Regions from separate parts of the Homo sapiens genome. Here region 1 is linked to region 2. A link is a contact called in ENCODE Hi-C or POLR2A ChIA-PET data. All regions are on one chromosome and are shown on one strand. Each heading gives the region's core, a stretch centred on a gene start or an enhancer-like site at or near the end of the contact. The rest is flanking DNA. Distances are from core to core; before and after follow the strand shown. Region 1 holds the start of KCND1 (potassium voltage-gated channel subfamily D member 1). Region 2 holds the start of PIM2 (Pim-2 proto-oncogene, serine/threonine kinase).

Region 1 (2,887 bases), core at 262-2,761, 53 kb after region 2:
CTCCAGGATGGTGGGGGCTTGGAGACACCTTGAGCCACCCAAACAAGGAAACTGGGGGTGTCTAGAGAGGCCAAGAGGAACCAGGAGGAAGAACTAAAGAGATGGGAAGGAGTCTGGGGGACATTTACAGAACCTAGGAGGGGCCTGGGCAATGTTCTGAGGGACTGAGAAGGGCCTTGGGGACATGGAGAAGAGCAGAAAAGGGGTGTGGGGATGGGGCCAAGAAGGAGCTGAGGGAGGGTTTAGAGAGACTGAGATGATTCTAAAGGAGTCAGCCTGTGCCTGAGAGGTGTCTGGGGGCGTCTAGAGGGGCCAAGAAACACGTGGGGAATTCTCTGCACTCTCAAGAGTCTCAGGGAAGGCAGAAGAGCCTGGAATTCCTTTGCAGTGGTGGAGAGGAGACTGGGGCATCCAGAGGGGTAGAAATGGGACCAGAGGTGCTTGAAAGAGACTGAGAGTGCCTGGAAGTGGGGGTTCTAGAGGGGCTGAGACAGGTGAGGAGGGTTGTCCACACCCTCAAGACTTCTAGGGGAAGCATAAGAGGGTTAGACCCCCCTCATGGATCTGGAAAGGGAGCTGGTGCATCTTGAGGGGTGGCTGTGGATCCAGGAGGTTGTAAAGAGGCTGAAAGGTGTCTTGGGACTGCCTAGAGTTGCCAAGAATAGCCCGGGGGGGTGTCTATACTCTACAGGAGTTCTGGGGAAGAAAGGAGAGGCCAGAGCCTCCTAGTAGGGCTGGAGAGGGGAAGGGGTTATCTAAAGGGGTAGACAGGGGGCTGGGTTATTTTTTGAGAGGCTGAGAGTTATCTGGGGGAGGTGGGTATCTAGACGGGCCAACAAAGCCTGGTCGACACTCTCAGGAGTTCTACAGGGAGGAAAAAGGGGCCTGGGGAATTCCAAGGGCCGGGACTCAAATGTTAGGAAGTTGGGCACAATCCCAGAGCACCCAGGGGATCTATGAAGACTAAATAAGAGGAAGGGGGTTAACCCCAAAATGGGATTAAGAGGGGGGTGGGGTGTTGAAAGGGAGTTGGGTGTGTCTCCAGGGAGGGGGGCTCCTGGGCTTTGCAGGAAGCTGGCAGGAGACGCCGGGAGAAGGCTGGGTCCCACCGTTGGGGGCAGGTCTGGGGAAACCACACCCCGAGGGGCTGGCGGTGTGTACTGGGCAGTGGCAGTAGCAGCAGCGGCAGCAGGAGGAAGAGAAGCAACCACAGCCAGGCATAGGAGAGAAGGTGGCATAGGCAGGGGGAGGGTGCGGGGTCCCTGGAAGGAGGCCTGGGAAGGGCAAGGTCCAGTGGGACCCCTGGGGACTATCCCAGGATGGGTTAGGGCGTGGGGGCTGGACCAGGGAAGGATGAGGACAGCGCTAGTGGTGGTCCCCCTCCCCCTCTCTCTCGGGGCGTCCTCACCTGTGTCCCCGCTGCAGGAGCAGCAACAGCGGTGGGGCTGGGGGTACCAAACACCCGAGCTCCTGGCCCCCTCTGCAGAGCTGCCTGAGTTCTCCTCCTCCTCTGGCTCTCTCTCCCCGCCCCTCTGAGCTTGCCGGGAGATGGAGAGGCAGGGAGGGGCCTCGTGGCTCCCTGAGCCCCCTCCCCTAGGACAGCCAGAGAGGGACCCTGGGGAGACTCCGCCTCCTACAAAGCTGGTTGGGCCTCAGTCGCGTCATCTGGAAAATGGGGGTGGCAGGGAACTTCGCCAATTCTCTCCACCTCCTTCCTGGACTCCCCTCTCTTCCTGCCCAGCTCCTACCCGCTCTGCCCCCAGGGGCCCCCACCCCCACTCGCCTGAATCAGCAGCACTTAGCAGATCCGATCGATGGGAAGGCGTCTGTTAATGGCCCCAGAGCGGAGTGCCACAGGGAATGATGCAGCGCTGTCCCCTCCCTGCCCCCCAGACTGTGGAAAGGCAGGAGAGCCAGGAGTCGGGGGTAATTGCTGGGGAGTGTTTCTCTAGATGGCCAAGCTTCCGAAGCCGCCCCCTTGAGGGGCGCAGCATGGGTTACAGCCCCAGCTCTAAGACTTCGGCTGTGGGATTGGAGCACGGGACTTCCTGTTTTTAGATATGAAATGAGGGTAAAGGGAATGTAGAGGGGGACAATCCAGGTCCCACCCCCCTACCATCTCAGGCAGGCCCCACTCCGAGGGGGTAGTCTCTCTTATCTGTCCATATCCAGTGGCCTCAAATCACACCTCCTCCGCTAGAGGGCTCTGCTTCTGGATGGCAGGAGCACTGATTATGGAATGCCTCTGGCTGGCTATGGGTGGGTTCAAACCCCAGCTTTGCCACTGACTTGCTGCATCCTTGAGCAAGTGACTTGCATTGTTTCCTCAGTTGTCAGATGGAGAGACTTATCCCAACTTGATAGCGTCATTTGGAGCATTACATGATGTGAAAGGTGATAGCACTGGACACAGCTCACACCAGGGATGCTTAATCTTAATTAAAGGAGTGTGATGACAGGGGCACTGTAATGCAGGGCCAGGCCTAGCCTTTCACCCAAGATTTACCCACCCGTGTAAACTTCCAATTGCCCATTTGGCACACTCCTGATTTGTCCATTTCTACATCCATTCCTCCACCTACCCATCCACCCATTCTCCCACCCACACAATCAATTCCTCTATCCATCCCTCCACCCACCCGTCCACTTAGTCGTTAATCTACCCACCCACTCATTCATCCATTTGTAAGTTCACCCCATTTGGCTGTTTGCCAATCTATCTGTATGTATCCATCCTCTGCCCATCTCTTCCCACCCGGAACACATGCAGGGTGACATCCTCTGCCCATCTCTGTCCATACATAGCTCCACTTGTCATTTCTTCTCCCACTCTTTACCCTTCCCATTCATTAGCTCATCTACCCATCCATCCATTCCCCCAACCATT
Region 2 (2,723 bases), core at 192-2,691:
TTGTTGGAGGGGAGAATCCAGGGCTCTAGGGGAATTGGGGTGAATCAGAACTGTATGTCACCCCAAGGGAGTATAAATGGGCTGGCAGTATTCTCACTGTTACAGGGCCCAGGGAGTCATACATCCCCTGGAAAAGCAAGGAGGTGAATACATCAGTGATGGAGTAGGTAGGTTAGGAAGGGCTCCGAAGGTACTCACCAAGGGGGACCAGCCCAGCACACGATTCCGGGGAATCACTTTGATGGCCACCTGGAGAAGAAGGCCGTGATAAGGAGGCCAGCAGGTGATCCCCAGACCCCTCCCAGTCTAGACCTTCTGCCTACCTCCAGTATTCCTCCATCTACCAGCACTCTAGTCTTTCTGGTCCCCAACCACAGCACCCCACAGAACGCGTACCAGGGCGTCTCCCCTGCCCTCCAGGTCCTCGGAACCAAGTTTATCTCTCCCACCTTCCTTAGCCCTGGGCTCTCCGTTCTCAGGCATCAGGACTCATCACTCCAAGTCCTGAGTTCTAGATTTCCTGATACCCCAGGCCCACAATCTTCCTATTTAGCTCTACGACACCCCAACTCTGTACCAGGGTCCTGGTCCGCATGACTCCACACTGGACACCTACCTCCAAAAGTCCCACAAATCTCACATCTAGGTCCCTGCTTTCCCACACATACACAGCCTGGACCCCGGGGTCAAGGAACTCCGGAATCTGAAGCCCCCTGCCCCCCCCCCCCGCCCATAACCTCCTAGACCGACACACACACGCGCACGCACACACACCTGGCCCTCTACACACACTGCAGGCTCACTCCTCGGACACGGACACGGACACACACACACACACACCTGGTCCTCTACACACTCTGCAGGCTCACTCCTCGGTCAACCAGCATTCCAGGGCCAGGACCCCCGCCCCCGCCACACGCACCTGACCCTCCCAAGACCCTCATGACGGATACCTGGAGTCGATCTGTGAGGCGGTGTCCTGCGAAGACGGTGCCAAAGCCCCCCTTACCCAGGAGGGGGCCGAGTCGATACTCGGCCTCGAACGCTTCCCGATCCTTGCCTCCTACGCAGGCGGAGGCGAGGAAGTCAGGGTGGCGGCGTGCTGAGCCCAGCCACGACTCCCTCCCCCCGCGCTGCAACCCATCATTCCAGCCCACCCCGTCTGGTTGCAGTAGGGGAGGATGTACTCACCTGGCGGCGGCGTGGGGGTCCCGGGGGGCGCGGGAGGCCCCTGTAGAGGCTTGGTCAACATGGAGGTGGCGCTGCGCAGATTGAGCCCACTGAACCCGCTAAGCCCGCAGGGCGTGGACGCCCGGGGCAGCGCAGCTGGGGAGCCAGGGCTGGGGGGCGCCAGGGTGGAAAGCAGAGAAACTGGTGGCCCGGAAGCGCCCGCAGACGGCGCAGCGTTGAGATTCGCCGCGCGCGCCAGCCCCAATGCTACTGAGCCTGGGCACGCGCCTCCCGGGAGAGTCACCCTGGGCGACAGCCCCGCCCACCTGGCTTTGATCAATCCGGACGCGGCACCTGCTGTACCACAGCCAATCGGAGCCAGTTCTTATTTGCATACCACCCTCATCGTTTCAAGGGCCCCCTTATGCAAATACACGCTCGGTTCTTCCGAGGAGGCGGGGCCTGCATGTAAATGAGGGGGCTTGAGGTGGGGCTCACACCAAGAGGAAACCGGTTCTGGGAATCCCTTTGCAGCACCGCGCTTGTTTTGGTTGTTGCGCGGGGTTGTTGTTGGTAGTGGTGGCGGTGTGTGTGTGTATTTACACTTAAAAAATAACTGCGCAGTATCCTTTCCTGGGAAGTTGGTTTGCCGCCGCTGCCTGGATATTAGCACAGAGATAGCGCCAGGCCGGGCTTCTAAGAATTCGCGCTTGTGGCTATCCAAGACTCCGTCTCGAAAGGTGCTTGTCGGACTCCTTCACCGGAGTCCTCCAGGCGACTGGCGGCCTTCACTGGAAAGCTGAGGCCAGGGCCCTGGAAATATCTGGTAGCCAGGGAGGGGGAACCCCTACCATCAACGCCACGGGTGTGCATTGGTCAAAGGCAGCATTGCCTGGTGAGTGTTTATTGGAGCTTTTAACCCTGAGCCCTGGGCCCAGTCAGCAAGTCTAGAATCTAGAACAGCAGGGGGTGGTTCTTGGGGGATGGGGGTGAGCCCAGAGTGGTGGTGGCATGGGGCTGCTCTTGGAGTTGAGAGAGGCAAGGACTGAGAGACATGATAGAGGCTGCTAGAGAAGTGGCAACTCTCAGACACAAATTTGTGAAAAACAGCCAGAAAAGGCGCCACACCCCAGGAAGAAAAATGCACTCCAAAGACACATGAATGCCAAGATATACACAAACACATACTGTCAGACACATTCACAGAAACGACCTAGATACACATGCAGCCAGAGACTGACATACACTTTCAGGCAAGCACACTGTCAGAAAAATAGTTATGTCCTAGAATGACACCCAGAGATACACTGTTACAGAAAGGCACTCACGCAGACCTACATTTGCCATGTGATGACACAGAAATGTCCCGTCACACTGGCAGAACTTGTCACAAACACACTGTCACCATCAGATATGCACTGTCACAGCAAGACTTGTACTGTCCCAGAAATGAGAGACGCAGAGTCTGTCACAGGAAGATGCACAGATGCTCCAGGGACACACATGCACTGCTCTGAAGGCAGACATGTACTGATGTGATAGAATCACATTTT

Evidence for each region. A loop is a pair of places that touch in the nucleus more often than their neighbours do. ChIA-PET counts read pairs that join two places held with the same protein, here RNA polymerase II (POLR2A). Pooled maps may share reads with other maps.
Region 1: a loop to region 2 is called in a map of posterior vena cava, with 3 times the contacts of the local background. The contact joins the promoter of KCND1 here to the promoter of PIM2 in region 2. A Hi-C loop is called at or near these places in 1 of 168 maps with a recorded cell type or tissue (posterior vena cava) and 5 of 50 pooled maps. POLR2A ChIA-PET finds 5 or more read pairs at or near these places in 5 of 52 experiments (BJ, H1, K562 and 2 more).

The regions. Positions count from the first base shown.
Region 1 is chrX:48,970,333-48,973,219 of GRCh38, forward strand. It overlaps KCND1 (potassium voltage-gated channel subfamily D member 1), which reads right to left and starts at 1,512. Exons shown (of 6, transcript NM_004979.6): 1 at 1-1,512.
Region 2 is chrX:48,917,583-48,920,305 of GRCh38, forward strand. PIM2 (Pim-2 proto-oncogene, serine/threonine kinase) reads right to left here and starts at 1,442. Exons shown (of 6, transcript NM_006875.4): 1 at 1,192-1,442; 2 at 954-1,063; 3 at 199-249. The coding sequence starts at 1,252. RefSeq lists silencers at 1,219-1,358, 1,449-1,688.